Linked DNA regions of Mus musculus: region 2 is linked to region 1. A link is a loop called in an ENCODE intact Hi-C map of the cell type or tissue named here. Cell type or tissue: left cerebral cortex. All regions are shown on one strand. Links, peaks and the distances in the headings refer to the core of each region. The heading gives the core; the rest is flanking DNA.

Evidence for each region. Hi-C counts contacts between places; a loop is a spot of excess contacts. Peaks named below come from ENCODE experiments on the same cell type or tissue, not always from the same donor. Only the 100,000 strongest peaks of a DNase experiment are listed, where the experiment ranks them.
Region 2: it touches region 1 in a loop (16-fold over the local background); 5 of 42 quality-filtered maps call a loop at or near these places.

The regions. Positions count from the first base shown.
Region 1 is chrX:169,986,903-169,996,262 of GRCm38, forward strand. Mid1 (midline 1) reads left to right here. Exons shown (of 10, transcript NM_001290505.1): 9 at 657-864; 10 at 1,961-3,896. The coding sequence ends at 2,309. Among named protein-coding and RNA genes, the nearest start is that of G530011O06Rik, 13 kb to the left of the region's middle. In left cerebral cortex, for the core only: a CTCF peak has its summit at 3,414 (motif pointing left); no DNase peak of the experiment used is centred there; H3K4me3 peaks cover 731 bases; H3K27ac peaks cover 1,452 bases.
Region 2 is chrX:169,910,274-169,919,633 of GRCm38, forward strand. All of the region lies in intron 1 of Mid1 (midline 1), which reads left to right. Among named protein-coding and RNA genes, the nearest start is that of Mid1, 35 kb to the left of the region's middle. In left cerebral cortex, for the core only: no CTCF peak of the experiment used is centred there; DNase peaks (open chromatin) are centred at 1,662, 4,417 and 5,739; H3K4me3 peaks cover 842 bases.

The DNA of each region.
Region 1 (9,360 bases), core at 375-8,374:
ACTTGCGCGTTTCTCGCCACCGGGTGGCCCCGGAGATCGGCGCTGGGCCCTAGACGCACTACAGCTCCCATGAGCGCCTGGGCCCGACTTCCTGTCCAAAATGGAGGCACTTCCTGTATCTCACAGAGTACAACCTCCCGGGGACCGACCGATGGAAAACGCGACCGCCTCGCCGGGTCGGATCCGCCAGCCTGGCCGGCTCCCCCTCACCCTGGCCGGGATGAAGCAGGCAGATCCGACCCCTTTGGTGGAAGTTTTTTCCCGGCGTGCTCTCTGTCGCCACCCGGTGGTGACAGAGGAGAATGCGGTGGTCGTGACCGTTCGATTTTCCTTTTTTTCAAAGGACACTTGTTTTTGGTTTCCGTGAGCGTTGATTCTTTTTCAAAGCATCTACGCGCACGTTCGTTTTTCTTTTATTATCGTTGATGGCTCACCACTCTTTGCATATGTGTGAACCCAGAATATGTCAACTCTGCTTATTATGTGTATTAATAAATCCAAATATAGAGAACCTAGGCGTTGCTGTCGGCATTTAGGCAGCTCTCTCCCTTCAGCCCTTGTTTCAGACTCTTAAATGTAAATGAGGTTACGCTCCCTGTCATCTTTCCAGTCAACCGTGCTCTTGGTGTCTCTCTCTCTGGTGAACTCGCCTTCAGGTCAGCCGTTTAGACTGGATCCCAAATCGGCTCATCGCAAGCTGAAGGTGTCCCACGACAACCTGACTGTCGAGCGCGACGAGTCGTCCTCTAAGAAGAGTCACGCGCCGGAGCGCTTCGCTGGTCAGGGGAGCTACGGAGTGGCTGGCAACGTGTTCATCGACAGCGGCCGTCACTACTGGGAAGTGGTCACCAGCGGAAGCACATGGTAGGCCGTCTCCGTCTGGATCCGTCTGTCTGTCCCTGTGTGTCCATCTGTCTTCTGTCCATCTGTCCACCTGTCCTCTGTCTGTCCATCCGTCTACCTGTCTGCCCTTCTCTCTGTCTGTTTCTGTCCATCAGTCTGTCTGCTCTTCTGTCCATCTGTCTGTCCATCTTTTGTCTATCTGTCCATCCCTCTGTCTGTCTGTCTGTCTGTCCGCCCGTCTGCCTGTCTGCCCTTCTCTCTGTCTGTTTCTGTCCATCAGTCTGTCTGCTCTTCTGTCCATCTGTCTCTCCATCTTTTGTCTATCTGTCCGTCCCTCTGTCTGTCTGTCTGTCCGCCCGTCTGCCTGTCTGCCCTTCTCTCTGTCTGTTTCTGTCCATCAGTCTGTCTGCTCTTCTGTCCATCTGTCTGTCCATCTTTTGTCTATCTGTCCGTCCCTCTGTCTGTCTGTCTGTCCATCCGTCTACCTGTCTGCCCTTCTCTCTGTCTGTTTCTGTCCATCGGTCTGTCTGCTCTTCTGTCCATCTGTCTGTCCATCTTTTGTCTATCTGTCCGTCCCTCTGTCTGTCTGTCTGTCCATCCGTCTACCTGTCTGCCCTTCTCTCTGTCTGTTTCTGGCCATCAGTCTGTCTGCTCTTCTGTCCATCTGTCTGTCCATCTTTTGTCTATCTGTCCGTCCCTCTGTCTGTCTGTCTGCCCATCCGTCTACCTGTCTGCCCTTCTCTCTGTCTGTTTCTGTCCATCAGTCTGTCTGCTCTTCTGTCCATCTGTCTGTCCATCTTTTGTCTATCTGTCCGTCCCTCTGTCTGTCTGTCTGTCCACCCGTCTGCACGGGCATGCACAGGAGAGAAACGGGGCAGTGAAGGAATGGAAAATCGAGATTCTCTGGTGACACTTAAGCTGCAGACCAGAAGGTCGGTCGACACACCGGCCGCCGTCCACCTCTAATGTGTTTAGGAAGGACAGACAGACATATTTAGACGTAAAGACTTAAAGGGAGTGTGATCGCCAATAAAGGATCACTTTAAAAAGAAAACACCTGTGGACCACGAGCAAATCTCACCGACAGGCGATGTGATTTTCTTTTTTTTCTCGGCAGGTACGCCATCGGCCTGGCGTACAGATCGGCGCCGAAACACGAGTGGATCGGGAAGAACGCGGCGTCCTGGGCCCTCTGCCGCTGCCACAACCACTGGGCGGTGCGACACGACGGCAAGGAGACCCCCATCGCGCCGGCCCCTCACCTCAGGCGCGTCGGCGTCCTGCTGGACTACGACAACGGCTCCATCGCCTTCTACGACGCTCTGAGCTCCGTCCACCTCCACACCTTCCACGCGGCGCTCGCGCAGCCCGTGTGCCCCACCTTCACCGTGTGGAACAAGTGTCTGACCATCGTCACGGGTCTGCCCATCCCGGACCATCTGGACTGTACGGAGCAGCGACCTTGAGGGACCCGGCCCCACAGCGGCCCCGGGGAGGGACACAGGTGGAGGCCGCTGTTTATGGGGTCGAGAAACTCAGGCTTCCAGAGCGTCGTGACATCTTCCCCAATCTGTCCAGAAAATCACTCACAGTCATCCCCCTGCCTCACACGGTCACTCAGGGTCATCCCCCTGCCTCAGAAAATCACTCACAATCATCCCCCTGCCTCAGAAAATCATTCACAGTGATCACCCCCGCTTCAGAAAATCACTCACAGTCATCCTTCTGCCTCAGAAAATCACTCACAGTCATCCCACTGCCTCAGAAAATCACTCATACTCATCCCCCAGCATCATAAAATCACTCACAGTCACCCCCTGCCTCAGAAAATCACTCACAGTCATCCCCCTGTCTCACACGGTCACTCAGGGTCATCCCCCTGCCTCACACGGTCACTCAGGGTCATCCCCCTGCCTCAGAAAATCATTCACAGTCATCCCCCCGCCTCAGAAAATCACTCACAGTCATCCCCCTGCCTCAGAAAATCACTCACAGTCATCCCCCTGCCTCACACGGTCACTCAGGGTCATCCCCCTGCCTCAGAAAATCACTCACAGTCATCCCCCTGTCTCACACGGTCACTCAGGGTCATCCCCCTGCTTCAGAAAATTCTATTCCATACTGAGGCCAGGCTGGGCACGACCGCTTAGAAGAACCGGATAGACGGCTAAAGCAGAAGCCGTCTTGAGCCTAATAAGGAAGCCCGCGGGCTTCCTCACTCCGATGTGAGTGGAGACATTTCAGCTGTGACTGTATCATTGATACCCAGATGAATATTTTGATAGCGACTTAAAACGACTTCACATCTTAAACACGGACACCTCGGTGGAAAATGTTTCATTTTCCTCTGAAAATTTGTGAGAACGTCTCGACGACGACGACGCCAGCAAGAGAAACGTTTGGAAAACAGCGCTTCTCGTCACGTTCTCGATTCTGCCACCCCGGAAGACATCTGGCCTCATCTGGAGTCGATCTCGGGCGTCTGTCCCCTCCTCGTCGCTTTCCCCTCGCAGACTCCGACCCCTGGGAGGACTCCCGGAGCGGAGGTTTTTCCCGGCGTGCTCTCTGTCGCCACCCGGTGGTGACAGAGGAGAATGCGGCGGTCGTGACCGGCGACACGGAAATTCTTTTTTATAGTTTTCTTAGACTGTCATTGACTGCTCGTCGCTGTTTGCGTATGTGTGAACCGTAGGCACAGTTTTTTCACACGTTGCACTTGTTCTTCTGTGGCCTGACCCCCCTGGGTCGGGCCGGTGCTTGGGGGTCACCCGCCCAGGTTGGATGTCACCACCACAAGGGAAAACAAACACATGGGTTTTTCCCCAACATGATTATTTTTTTATGTCACTCGCCTGCTGTTTGCGTGTGGGTGAACCCCGGGCCAAACATCCCATGTCAGCCATCGTTTCTGTTTTTATCACATCGTTGGGCTGGGGTTAGGGGTCGGGGTCGGGAGGGTGGGGATTCGTTTTGTCATCCGGGTCCGATGTCGGTGGTGTGCGCGGGGGGGGGGGGTGGGGGGGGAGAATAAAGGAGAAGCAGCGACGTGGAAATATTTTTATATTTTTCTTATGCTGTCATTCCGACATTCACTCAGCTTCATCCCCTGCCTCATTTTCAGGCCCCTGCCTCACACATTCAATCAGCATCATCCCCCTGCCTCAGAGACTCAGACACAGTCATCTCCCTGCCTCAGAAAATCAATCACAGTCATGCGCTGCCTCCCACAGTCACTCACAGTCATCCCCCTGCCTCAGAAACGCACTCACACTTAAACCCCTGCATCCTACATTCACTCAGCTTAATCCCCTGCCTCATTTTCAGGCCCCTGCCTCACACATTCAATCAGCATCATCCCCCTGCCTCAGAGACTCAGACACAGTCATCTCCCTGCCTCAGAAAATCACTCACAGTCATGCGCTGCCTCCCACAGTCACTCAGCGTCATCCCCTGACCTCTCCCCCACTCCCACAGGGTGGCAGTTGGCCCGGCTGCCTGGGGGATTCCGGGTGGGCGGAGCCAGGGAGCCTCGGTGACTGACAGGCAGGCGGGGCGGGGCTCCCAGGCCCTCGTCTCCATGGCGACGGCCCAGCTCCCTGCCTGACCTCTCCCCCACTCCCACAGGGTGGCAGTTGGCCCAGCTGCCTGGGGGATTCCGGGTGGGCGGGGCCCCGAGTGTGATTGACACTGGGCTCTGAGCCCTGGCACGCAGACCTGGAAGGCCTGGCTGCCTGTGTGTCTGTCTGTCTGTCCGTCCGTCCGTGTGTGCGGAGGCTGAGCTCCCAGCAGGCTCTGCTGCGGCGGGTGTGCGGACCTGACCCTCCCCCACAGCAGCCACTCACAGTCATCCCCCTGCCTCAGACAGTCACTTAGCGTCATTCCCCTGCCTCACAGTTAATCGCGGTCATCCCCCTGCCTCACACAGTCACTCAGCATCACCCCCTGCCTAATACTATTAATTAGAATCATCCCCCTGCCTCACAGTCACTCAGCGTCATAGCCCTACATCACACAGTCACTCAGCGTCCTACCCCTGCCTCACACATTCAATCCAGGTCATCCCCCTGCCCCAGATATTCACTCGCAGTCAACCCCCAGCCTCATACATTCACCCACAGTGATCCCCCCGCCTCAGAAATTCACTCACAGTCAGCCCCCTGCCTCAGAAAATCACCCACAGTCACCCCCCTGCCTCAGAAAATCACTCACAGTCATCCCCCTGCCTCACACAGTCACTCAAAGTCATCCCCCTGCCTCAAAAATTCAATCATAGTCATAGCCTGGCCTCACACACACAATCAGTGCCATCCACCTGCCTCACACAGTCACTCACAGTCATCCCCCTGCCTCAGAAAATCACTCACTGTCATCCCCCTGCCTCAGAAATTCAATCACAGTCATCCCCCTGCCTCAGTCACTTCACTTCATTCCCCTGCCTCACAGTTAATCGCGGTCATATCCCTGCCATGGCGACAGGGAGGAGACACAGAGCCGCTCCCGCCAGGGGGTCATGGAGGCGTCCAGCGGCCTGGGGGGAGGGGAGCCTCAGACGTTCACTCGCAGTCATGCCCCAGCCTTATACATTCACCCACAGTGATCCCCCCGCCTCAGAAACTCACTCACAGTCATTCCACTGCCTCAGAAAATCACTCACATTCATCCCCCTGCCTCAGAAAATCACTCACAGTCATCCCCCTGCCTCACAGTCACACATCAACATCCCCCTGCCCCACAGTTACTCAGCTTCATCTCCCTGTGTCAGAAAATCACTCACAGTCATTCCCCTGCGTCAGAAAATCACTCACAGTCATCCCCCTGACTTAGAAAATCACTCACAGTCATCCCCCTGCTTCACACAGAAACTCTCTACCATGCCCCTGCCTCAGAAAATCACACACAGGCATCCCCCTGCCTCAGAAAATCACTCACAGTCATCCCCCTGCCTCACACAGTCACACAGCTGTGACACCCACAGGCATCCAGCGGCCTGGGGGGAGGGGAGCCTCAGACATTCACCCACAGTGATCCCCCCGCCTCAGAAATTCACTCACAGTGATCCCCCCGCCTCAGAAATTCACTCACAGTGATCCCCCCGCCTCAGAAAATCACTCACAGTCAGCCCCCTGCCTCAGAAAATCACTCATACTCATCCCCCAGCATCATAAAATCACTCACAGTCATCACCCTGCCTCAGAAAATCACTCACAGTCATGCCCCTGCCTCAGAAACACACTCACAGTCATCCCCCTGTGTCAGAAAATCACTCACTGCCATTCCCCTGTGTCAGAAAATCACTCACAGTCATCCCCCTGCCTCAGAAACACACTCACAGTCATCCCCCTGCCTCAGAAAGTTTTTTGGTTTTTCGAGACAGGGTTTCTCTGTGTAGCCCTGGCTGTCCTGGAGCTCAGGCTGTAGACCAGGCTGGCCTCCAACTCAGCCATCCCCCTGCCTCTGACTCCCGAGTGCTGGGATTAATGACGTCCGGGTACCAAGATGCCCTGCCCTGCCTCAGAAACTTACAGGCAACCCCCTGCCTCACACAGCGTCATGCCCCTGCCTCACACCCTCACTCAACCTCAGAAACACACTCACAGTCATCCCCCTGCCTCTGACTCCAGAGTGCAGGGATTAATGATGTCCGGGCACCACGATGCCCTGCCCTGCCTCAGAAACTCACTCACAGTCAACCCCCTGCCTCAGAAAATCACTCACAGCGATCACCCTGCCTCAGAAAATCACTCCTTGTCATTCCCCTGCCTCAGAAAATCACTCACAGTCATCCCCCTGCCTCACACAGTCACTCAAAGTCATCCCCCTGCCTCAGAAATTCACTGACAGTCATCCCCTTGCCTCACACACACAATCAGTGCCATCCACCTGCCTCACACAGTCACTCACAGTCATCCCCCTGCCTCAGAAAATCACTCACTGTCATCCCCCTGTCTCAGAAATTCACTCACAGTCATCCCCCTGCCTCACACAGCCTCTCAGGGTCAATCTCCTGTGTCACACAGCCACTCAGCATCAAACCCCTACGTCAGAAACACACTAACAGTCATCCCCCTGCCTCGGGAACTCACTCACAGTCATCCCCCTGCCTCAGAAACACACTCACAGTCATCCCCCTGCCTCAGAAACACACTCACAGTCATCCCCCTGCCTCAGAAACACACTCACAGTCATCCCCCTGCCTCAGAAACACACTCACAGTCATCCCCCTGCCTCAGAGAATCACTTACAGTCACCCCCTGGCCCCCCGCAACCTGACCAGGCGCGGCGGAGGGAGAGACTGGGGAGCGCGGGGTGCTGAGGAGACGTCTCCGTGGCCGCCGCCCGTCCTCCTCTCGAGGCTCAGAGAACCGTGCGGAAGGGGGGGCAGAGACGGGACGAGCCGGGGAGGGGGACGGACATGGAGGACGCGCTTCCAGACACCGGGGGACGGACTCGCTCACGCGGGGGCTCCCGGAGACGGTGGCGGCACGCAGCGGCCACTCACAGTCATCCCCCTGCCTCAGACAGTCACTCAGCGTCATCCCCCTGCCTCAGACAGTCACTCAGCTTCATCCCCCTGCCTCAGACACTCACTCAGCGTCATCCCCCTGCCTCAGACAGTCACTCAGCTTCATCCCCCTGCCTCACACAGCCTCTCAGGGTCAATCTCCTGTGTCACACAGCCACTCACAGTCATCCCCCTACGTCAGAAACACACTCACAGTCATCCCCCTGCCTGAGAAATTCACTCACAGTCAGCCCCCTGCCTCAGAAATTCACTCACAGTCAGCCCCTGCGTCAGAAAATCACTTACAGTCAACCCCCTGCCTCAGAAAATCACTCAACATCATTCCCCTGCCTTACATACTCACTCAGCATCATGCTCCTGCCTCAGAAAATAACTCACAGGGATCCCCCTGCCTCAGAAAATCACTCAAAGTCATTCCCCTGCCTCAGAAACACACTCACATTCATCCCCCTGCCCCAGAAAATCACACACAGTCATTCCCCTGCATCCCACAGTCACACAGCCACATCCCCCTGCCCCACAGTTACTCAGCTTCATTTCCCTGTGTCAGAAAATCACTCACTGTCATCCCCCTGCCTCAGAAAATCACTCACAGTCATCCCCCTGCCTCAGAAAATCACTCTCTGTCATCCCCCTGCCTCAGAAAATCCCTCACAGTCATGCCCCTGCCTCAGAAAATCACTCACAGTCATCTCCCTGCTTCAAAAAATCACTTACAGTCACCCCCCTGCCTCAGAAAATCACTCAGCATCATTCCCCCGCCTCACACACTCACTCAGCATCATCCCCCCGACTCACACAGTCACTCACAGCCATCCCCCTGCCTTAGAAAATGACTCACAGTCATTCCTCTGCCTCAGAAAATCACTCACAGTCATCCTCCTGCCTTAGAAACTCACTCACAGTTAAACCCCTGCTTCAGAAAATCACTCACTGTTATCCCCCTGCCTCATACAGCCTCTCAGGGTCCATCTCCTGTGTCACACAGTCAATCAGGATCAAAGCCCTACCTCAGAAACACACTAACAGTCATCCCCCTGCCTCAGAAACTCACTCACAGTTAAATCCCTGCTTCATACATTCACTCAGCTTCATCTCCTGCCTCATTTTCATGCCCCTGCCTCACACATTCAATCAGCACAAATCACTTACAGTCATCCCCTGCCTTAGAAAATCACTCACAGTCATCCCCCTGCTTCACACAGAAACTCTCTACCATCCCCCTGCCTCAGAAAATCACTCACAGCCATCTCACTGCCTCAGAAAATCACTCACAACCATCCCCCTGCCTCAGAAAATCACTTACAGTCATCCCCTGCCTTAGAAAATGACTCACAGTCATTCCTCTGCCTCAGAAAATCACTCACAGTTATCCTCCTGCCTTAGAAACACACTCACAGTTAAACCCCTGCTTCAGAAAATCACTCACTGTTATCCCCCTGCCTCATACAGCCTCTCAGGGTCCATCTCCTGTGTCACACAGTCACTCAGGATCATCCCCCTATGTCAGAAACACACTCACAGTCATCCCCCTGCCTCAGAAACTCACTCACAGTTAAATCCCTGCTTCATACATTCACTCAGCTTCATCTCCTGCCTCATTTTCATGCCCCTGCCTCACACATTCAATCAGCACAAATCACTCACAGCGATCCCCCTGCCTCAGAAAATCACTCACAGTCATCCCCTGCATCAGAAAATCACTCACAGTCATCCACCTGCCTCAGACAGTCACTCAGCGTCATCCCCCTGCCTCACAGTTACTCGCTGTGCTACCCGTGCCTCACCCACAGCAGTCACTCATGTCATCCCCCTGCCTCAGACAGTCACTCAGCATCATTCCCCTGCCTCACAGTTAGTCGCGGTCCTATCCGTGCCTCACCCGCAGCAGTCACTCATGTCATCCCCCTGCCTCAGACACTCACTCAGCGTCATCCCCCTGCCTCACAGTTACTCGGGGTCATCCCCCTGCCTCAGACAGTCACTCAGCGTCA
Region 2 (9,360 bases), core at 712-8,711, 76 kb before region 1:
ACAAGAAAGTCTCACAGAATAGAGATAGTTATCTTTCCCCAAGGCTTGGAAAGCATTCTTATATCTCATAATACAAGATTCAGGTTTCTTAAGTTTTGGGTTGCTGAGCTGTGGTGAACCCTACTGTGTGCATCTGGTACACTGAATGAGACTTGGGGAAAACTTGAAGCAAGACTATGAAGCATATACCATTTGTTGTGCCTTGAAAACTGCTTTATCAAATCTCTAATTCAAGGCTCTCATGCTTTCTGTCAGCATCCATGTAACCTGAAGGCTGACGGATTAGCTTATAAAGATAAAAAGTCTGATATTGGTCTGCTCTCACTAGGCTCATGGGTACTGTCCATGCTAGGGTCTCTTGTTTCCTGCAAAGTAAAATTCCTAGCAACTGATAGACAAAGGGAAGCAAAGAATGCAGCCTGGGGGTCTTTGTGGGAAATACCATTGTAATGACCACAGATTTGTACTGAAGTTTAGGATATATGCAAAATTGTCTACATAAAACTATTATTAAATGGTCATTTTTGTTAAAAACGGAAATGTTAATTCAGAGGTTGGAGTGATATTAGGAATTCTCCCTGCCTTTCCAGAGGACCTGAATTTGGATGCTATCACCTACACCTGGCAATTCATATTTGCCTGTAACTCCAGTTCGGGGGAATCCAACAGCTGCTTGTAGTCTCCTTAGACGACCCTCCCTTTATGGTATAACCACAAACAATAAATACTTAAAATTAGTTGTTTTTAAGAAAGAATGTTAAATTATTAATCTCAGATCATTCCTTGATATAAGATACTTCGTGAAGATTAATAAATAACTACATGGATTGGTATCCTTCCTGCTTCCCAAAATAGCTTGAAAAGGTTCCTAAGGAAAAAATATAGATAAAGAAATTATTTAGTGATGAATGAGAGAATTAATTAAGGACGAGAGGGGACAAAGGACAACATAATGACAGTTTTGAAACGTCGCCTCACTTGATCTCCAACAGACTGTGACAGTTCTCTCACCCTCATTTAGTAGGAAACAGACTGGATAAGAGAGGTAGAGTACCAGGTCCTTATCTGCCTTTGCAAGGAAATGCCAGAGTCCAGGTTTGACCTCAGGGTTATCTGCTTTCAAGGTATACATTCTTTTCTATTGTGTCACATTGATGGGACTGACTCAAAAGACTAGGGGAACTTGGGTCCTCTAAGTTTAAGGGTTAGCCCCAAGTTTTCTGAAAGTACAACAGAGACAAAGCAGTTTCTTAGTTCTATTTGAAACAGCAAGGGCAGTGTGGGAAAGAGAAACAAGGTGAACAACAGCAGAATCTAGACAAATGAAAAAAAGATGGAGATTTCTAATGCCATGCAAAACTTACATTTCAGAACCCATTTAGCTTAGAGACTGCAGTGATAATAATAATGAATAATATGTTAAGTCCAGTAAGTTAATTCAACTCGAATTATGTCTTACTAAATAAGTCATCAATCACATTGACAGCTTTTGGAAACTTTTCACTACTTTGACTGTTTTAGTTGCTTTGAGTGTTTCTCAATACAGTGCTCATTGCTCGGTTTCCCTGGGAATTCTAACGGGGGCTTGTCAAAACCTTGGCTGGGTAAGTATGATGATCTGAGTTTGGATTCCCAGAAACCACATAAAAAGACATCTATAATCCCAGTGCTGTGGAGACAAACGCAAGTGAATCCTTGTAGCTAAATGGCCAGCCAGCAAGCTCCATGTTAGGTGAGAGACATTTAGTCAAACATCATATCTAACATCAACCTCTGTCCTTCACATGTCCTCCCTCACATATAGGTATGCATACACTCATACGCTCACACACACAGAAATACACACATACACACAGAGACAGAGAAAGAGAAACAGAGACAGAGAAAAAGAGATGTTTCCACACATACACAAAGTTAAGGACATACTGTGAAGAGAGTCATTTTTTGGCAAAAATTTTAATTTTCTTAACACTCAGCTATTTGTTAAAGTGAGCATCTTAGTCTATATAGGGTAAAACAGTTCTAGAAATAGCAGGAAGTAGAATACGGTTTCAAAGGAAGGAGATTTTTATGAGATTTGGAAGCTGTTTTAATTTTATGATACTTTAAAACAAATGTCTATGTGTGTATTTTAATGGTAACCCAGTTTTATTGCCCCAGATGTAAACATCTATGATTCCCTGAAAAGTTATAGTTTATCCACTGGCATTTCAATGTGGCAAAAAAGTGTTTTTGCTTGAATTTCTCTGAAAATTCTCCCTCTGGCTTTTGTTCTGGACAGACAGTCCTGATACTGTTCTTAATATCCTGTTTTCATTCGTCAGAGCTGTTACCCTTTTCATTGCCATGTTCCCATCATTTCTGGTCTTTCATGTGGTGCTTTACAATAACAATTGAGAACAAAAGAATCACTCCTCTTTTGGTATTTTGTGTGTGGCTAACTATGAAGTTGAGTGGGTAAAGTGGTTTTCTTTTTATAATTACCTCTCTCTCTCTCTCTCCCCTCTCTCCTCTGTGTGTGTGGGGGGGGGGGTTGTATTAGTGTATATGACGAGGATGAACACTCTTATGCCATGGTGCAGGTCAGGGAGATCAGGGGACAAGTCAGTTCTCTCTTTCTACCATGTAGAAACCAGGGATTCTACTCAAGTCCTCAGATTTAGCAGCAAGTGATCCTACAGTCTGAGCCATATTACCTGCCCAGAAAAGCACTATTGGTGTGTGTGTGTGTGTGTGTGTGTGTGTGTTTGTGTGTGTGTGAAAGGCATTATCATATTAGATACTTTCCCCATCTGCCCATACAACAGGGATCGATTGTATTCTTTATGTGCGTGAGCATGACAGACGGATATGCTCACTTACTTACCTGTTCATTGTTCACAAAACAACCTGAACATTTTAGGGGATAACTGGGAAGAAGTCAGCTTCCTAGAGGAGTATTATATAGACAAAGTAAAAAATAAAAATAAACTTGTCTCAAAGTAATAAGGACTTTTCTATGATTCAATCTACTTACAAAAATCCTGTCCAAGTGTCAAGTAACTTAGACAGATTTAAGCCCTGTGGCATTTTTGGATAAGTAACCATTACCTACAGGTTTCTGTCTTTGCAGAGAACAAAGAATTTCTGTAATTTAGTAGGCATAAACAAACTGGGAGACTTACAGAGAATGAATGTTGTTAACAAGTTCAAGTAATTTTTAAAGGGTGCTTTTGTATATGTATGTGTATCAATGTATATACCTCTATACACATATACAAATACTGATTCTATTATATACACACCCAGGGTTTTATAGGACTTAGAGTTTTATGGATATATGTATAAATGTCTACTCAAATATAAATATGGATGGAAAAGCACTCGGGGAAGGAAGGATCATGTGTTCTTCACCTGTGGATGGTTTGGAAGAAATTAGCTTTGATTTTTTGCCACCACCATGATGTGACTACACTAATCTGAAGTTTCAATCAGAGGCCTCCTGCTAGGAGACAAGTTGAGATCTGTCCTGTCTTCTTTCTCTTTGTAGCCTGTTACTATTGTCAGACCCAAATTCTTATATGAAATCCAGAAAAGTCTAGAGTAAAAAACATCAGTCATTTACAATGTAATATAAAATATATTTGATTTGCCTTTAAAACTGAATTGGTTTAGCTGGGTATGGTAACACACACTTTTAATCCTAGTGCTTGGAGGCTGAGGAATTAAGATCATAAATTCCAGGCCAGCCTTGACTACAAAGCAAGACTAGGCTTGTTTATTTGTTTTTAAAAGAAAAAAAAAAGAAAACACCCAGGATGCTTTGTTTCTTAAAATAAACCATAATATATAAAACATGAAATATTTGAGACCCTTTGATTGTTAGAAATCTCAACTAAAGACTAACAAGTTATGAACTTGAAAATATTACAGACTGCTTTGTTGTTGTTTACCATTGTCTTTTCATGGGTGGAGTAAATTTTGTGTTTCCTGATGTTTCAACTTGAGCCACTTAGGCTGATTTTCCCGTCACAGTGCCAGAATAAAGACAAGTTAAATAATAAATGATAATTTTAATGTTATGTTCACAGAGGCTAGTTAAATAAAACATCGATGAAAATTTATTTAACTTTCCATTTGATAAATACAAATGTGTGTCTTTGGTGGACCACATGAATGTCTTACAGAAATCATCTGTTTTAGAATTGACTAACGCCTGTATTGTTAATAGGTAAGTGAAAGTATGATTTGGGAAGACATTGAGCAAGAATATCATACCCTGCATCTTTTATGTCCTATGAAATGTGCTCTTGTTCACCATGAAGTTTTGTACTGCCATAAATGCAGGTGCTGTAGCTTGCACACTGCACAAGCAGAGTGTGCCCCCAGCTTCCCCCTTATCTTGCATGCTCCTTAATCACCTTTGCTGGAGCCCAACTGTCTACAGGATGAACGGGATCATGCAGAATTGTTTGCACACTTTCCTGGTAATGTACTGTAGTTGCAGTTTCTTGTCATATATAATGATAAGCCATATCCTTCAAATAACTGCAGTGCAGGACAAATTTTCTTCTTCCTCTTAGAAAATCTATCTCCCTTTCTTCATTTTAAAGGATTACTTTCTATTCTCAGTTCACCCTCTTTTTTTTTTTTTTTTTTTTTTTTTTTGGTGCCATTCTGGGGACCAGTTCTGAAGAGTAACATCAAGTTTGGGGACAATTTATGGACTTTTTTGTAGTCTGTATATACCTATGGTATTATATTTGTATGTAGTATGTTAGATGCAACATCCTGTGAGTTCTGTAGTCATAGATTTCAACCAAGTCCAAATGAAAAACATGTGAAATGTGTTGTGTCTGTACTGATCATGTATAGACTGCTCTTGTCACTTTTTTCCAAATAATTTACCATAACATTGTGTTAGATATAGGTAATTCTGGATTATTTTAAATATGTGAGAGGATATGTATATATGCAAATGTCATGCCATTTTGCATAACAAACTTGGACATCCATAGGTATTGATATTTTTAGTGGGGGTGCTCTGGAACCACTCCCCATGGAAACTCATAGAAGACTATTTACACATAGCATTCTTTTGAGGTGATTATATGTGTGATGTATGATAATATGTGCATAATTGATACAGATACATGTTGTATATTAAGATGATCCACTGTAATGAACAAGACTTTTTGGAAGAAAATATGAATGGTTTAGTGTAGATACAAGGCATTTTTCCTCCTAATGTCAACTGAAAACTAACTTCTTTCAGAATTGAAACTTAAATTCTGAGGCTAACGAAACAAAATAATGAGCATATTATTTTTAACATGAACTAGCATCCAGAACATAACAAGATAATGTGCTCAGTAGAGTGTTTAAAGGATGCGAGGTATAGGAACTATCAAGTTTCTGACTTCTGGTCACCATGAAGTGTTGTAGTACCACAAACGTAGTTGCTGCAGGTTGCATACTGCACAACCAGAGTAAGCCCCCAGCTTCTCCTTTCTCTTGCATGCAGTATGGAGAGCTGATATGTTTGCTTCTGACTTCAGACAGCATGCAGTCATCGGAAGCAGGAAGAGTGCCTATCTCAGTTCCCAGTCATCGCGCTTCTTGTCAAGGCAGTGGGTCTTACCCTGACCTGAGCTGCCTTTTCATTTTGTTTCAGCTGAGCACTGACCAGGCTAGGGGACAGGGAAGTCACAGTGGGGGCCATGGAAAAGGCAGTTGATTTCTTCAACTCAGGCAACCCTGGCAGAGTGGATGAGGTGGAGCTGGCCTTCCTGGAATTGTTGGACCGATTTTCCTGTTGTATTTCACTGTCGACTCTCTCACAGACACACACACACTCACACAGGACCGCTCCAGCTCTGCCTGCCACACGCCACCTGGTCTCAGTGGCCTGTCTATCATTTTTGTGGAAGCTTATCCTCTACCTACAGCGATGCTTCTTCAACAAGAACTAGAGTGCAGTCCGTTGGTGGGTATTCAAGGGGGTCTGTTTGTTAGAACCTTGAGTGGTGCTCTAAGGGCTCTTAACCGGTTTTGTTTGCAGCCTGCTTACCAGGCTTCTAGGAATGGATCGCATGATCAAGGCTTTCGAGGGCTTTTCTTAACTGTTAAGACAGAGATTGCTCATTTTCACTGCCATGAGTGTCTTTTGCTTTCCTATGTGTGTAGATGAACTTCCAGGAGTATTTAAGCATTCTGTTCAGTAAATTTGGAAGACTGTGTTTCAATTAAAATAACCAGACTGTGTGACCTAGCTCCCATTTCCCCTTAATTTTGATCATTAAAATGTTCATATCCCCATAGACATCTGCCATGCTTCCAAATGATTCTTTTCAGGAATGATCATTCATTGTTAGTCAGGTTGCATGGTCAGGCAAGTGTGTGATGTCCTTGAGATCCAATTACTAAATGTGCATGTGTTACAGGCAGATGTGGAAGTACACAGAAATGGTTGCTTACTAGTTTGATTTGATTTGCATGAATTTCACCAGGTGAGGGAATGGTGGCATTAAATCCTCCCGAGTTCTCATGTCAGGCAAAATGATTTCAATTGCAACCTGATTTCTCCTTTGTAAAAACAAATAAGAAATTACAAAATGTTCTCAATGTACTAATTGCTTGTTTGAAAACTCCAGGCTAGCATCTTGATGCTAATCTGCTTGTCATCTTTGCTACATTCAATCATTCTGGACCCCTCCAATTTGTTTGGCAGAATTCCATAGTTGTTTGTTACCAATGAAATGAATGTGGATGTGCTGACACTCCAAGGGCGCATGTAGTGATCTTGTAACTGTAGAGTAATGTTCATTACTTGTAGACTGTCACTGGATCACCCTTTTCCCACAGGTTGCTCCTCATTGTAGTATTTATATGAAAAATCGGTTTTATCTGTGTACTGATCTGTGCCATAATAGGAGTGTGAAACTGCCAAATATTATAATCTCCAATTCCCAGTCTTGCAAAATAGTTTCAAATCCAAGGAAATCTCCTTTCTTTCCATCAAGACTGCTGTTATTGTCTTGTTGGCTCCCCTGCCAGGGTAATAGTAACTAAAGTAGACCTTAGGTACTATGTTGATTTGGTGTTTTTTAATACCCAAATGTTAAATACTAAGCTATGTATTGAATATGCAGAAGTTGAGTGCTTTTATTATGTCATTTAAAACTTATATCCTTAATGAATTCACCTTGCATATAAGAACCAGTTTCTACTGAAGTTATTATATAATTTTCTGGTTTTGGACATTTCTCTAAATGAGAGAAAGGTCCTTCTGAGCTCAGACTGTTGTAACCTTAAAGTCTCAGGTTGATTCCCAATGTTTCTCATCAGTCATTTTGAGCCTTTCAGAGTCTGTATTCTTCTCATCCATGATAGAAACACCAATCCATAATTGTCAAAAGCTATTGCACCTATAGTTCTATAATAAGAATAATGTTATACCCAGTGCCCTAACATTAGTAAGTCAGCTTAACTTTTAATTCTGTCAGGTGATGGGGCTAAGAAATGTGGAGCATGTTTCTGAAAAAATAATATAATATCTTTGTGCCATTTTTTTAGTGTTGTTTGTTGTTCACAATTCTATTAAAATCTAACCTTTCTGAAACCATTTTTTATGAGTCTTGGTATAGCTTTCTATTGTGTTAAAGCAGTGGTTGTATCAGTTATCTGCATTACAATTCATAACAGTAGCAAAACTAGTTATGAAGTAGCAACAAAAGTAGTTTTATGGTTGGGAATCGTCTGGGAAGTGGGTGAGAAACACCTGGTATTAGCCTAGTAACCCAGAGTTGGTTTTTCCAGTTTGTTCCTTGATCCAGCACCCCGTTCATTTATCTGATTGTGGCAATATTCACAGCTGTTCACTAAGAGACTGAGAGTAAAATTATTCATGCATTGCTTGTGGAATCTTCTCTCTCTATTCCAAATGAGGACAACAATGAATAACAATTACATTTCATGCAGTATGCAAACATGAGACAAAATATAGGTTGGGGGGGGAGATATCATCCCTAGAGGTACCTAACTTTTAGTCTGATTATTTTTTAATTAACATTTAAAATTAAATCTGTCTCTGTCTCTCTGTCTGTCTGTGTGTGTGTGTGTGTGTGTGTGTGTGTGTGTGCGCGCGCGCGCGCGTGCACGTGTGCGCTGGCATATCTGCGGAGTTCAAATAACAACTTCTGAGAGTCAGTCCTCTCTTTTACTGCGCAGATTTTGAGGATCAGACTTAGGTTTTTAAGGTTGGCAGCAGGTGCCTTAGACACTGAGCCATCTTCCCAGCACTCTCAGTCTAAGTCTTGATCATGAAAGTGAAACTTGCATGGCCTACTGAGTTTGGTCATGGATTGAACTTTGCATTGAATGGTGCTAGGGATACTAGACGTTTCCTCGAGTTCTAGGTTGTGGTAACTGCATCAAAGTAGAAATCCTGAGGCTTCACAAAATACCATTGTGAAATGCTAACACATGGCAAGGCTTGGAGCTTACATCTTTTGTCTGCATTTACTTCCCAGGGCAATATTATGTTTTTGACTTTTACCTCAAAGGAGAATAAAAAGATGAGTCCAATAGGCACAAAAGGCCATGGGTTGGTCTTAAGAGTATCTATCCTGTGGTTCCCCAAACTTCTTTCATAAAGCCAAACCCTATAGCAGAAGTACCTGTGCCATGCCTCTTTTACTGGAAATTTTCTCCTTCCCTTTGTTTTCTCTCATGGCCTAAGCCATAAACAAAGGACAATACCCCACCCCAGAAAGTTCTCCTCGTGGAATAAAAGCATCTTTAATATAAAAATACCTTATGATGAAGGAACATACAGGGAGCTGCAACTGACCTTCTGCTCAGGCAGCTAAGCAGCTGTTATCAACCACCTTAACCATCATTTTGTAATAAGATTCTGTTATCCTTCCAGCCCTCCCCACTAGCTCTTTATCCCTTTGTTAATTCATTTTCCTTAATTCTATGAGGTGTGTACTCTTGCATTAAGGTTTTATCACCTTTGAGGGTTTGTTGGTCATTTGGTTCAAATCACAGATCCATAAGAAGTCTATATTTGAGATTGTGAATGTTTTCTTCAAAGGACGCTTGTGGGGCCTGTGGGGCACATGCACACACACACACACACACACACACACACACACACACACATGCACGCTCATGTCTGAGCTCATGCATATCTATTTTATCCTTCAATGATTTAGAATACATTGAAAGAATAGGATGAGTCACATTATTTAAACATGTCTTGTTATTCTGTTGTGTAGGAAGAAATATTTTACAGTAAATATTTTAGTGACTTGCTCAGTAGGATAATTTTATCACTTTGTATTGCTCAGCTTAAAAGATTACTTTGTAATTACTTAA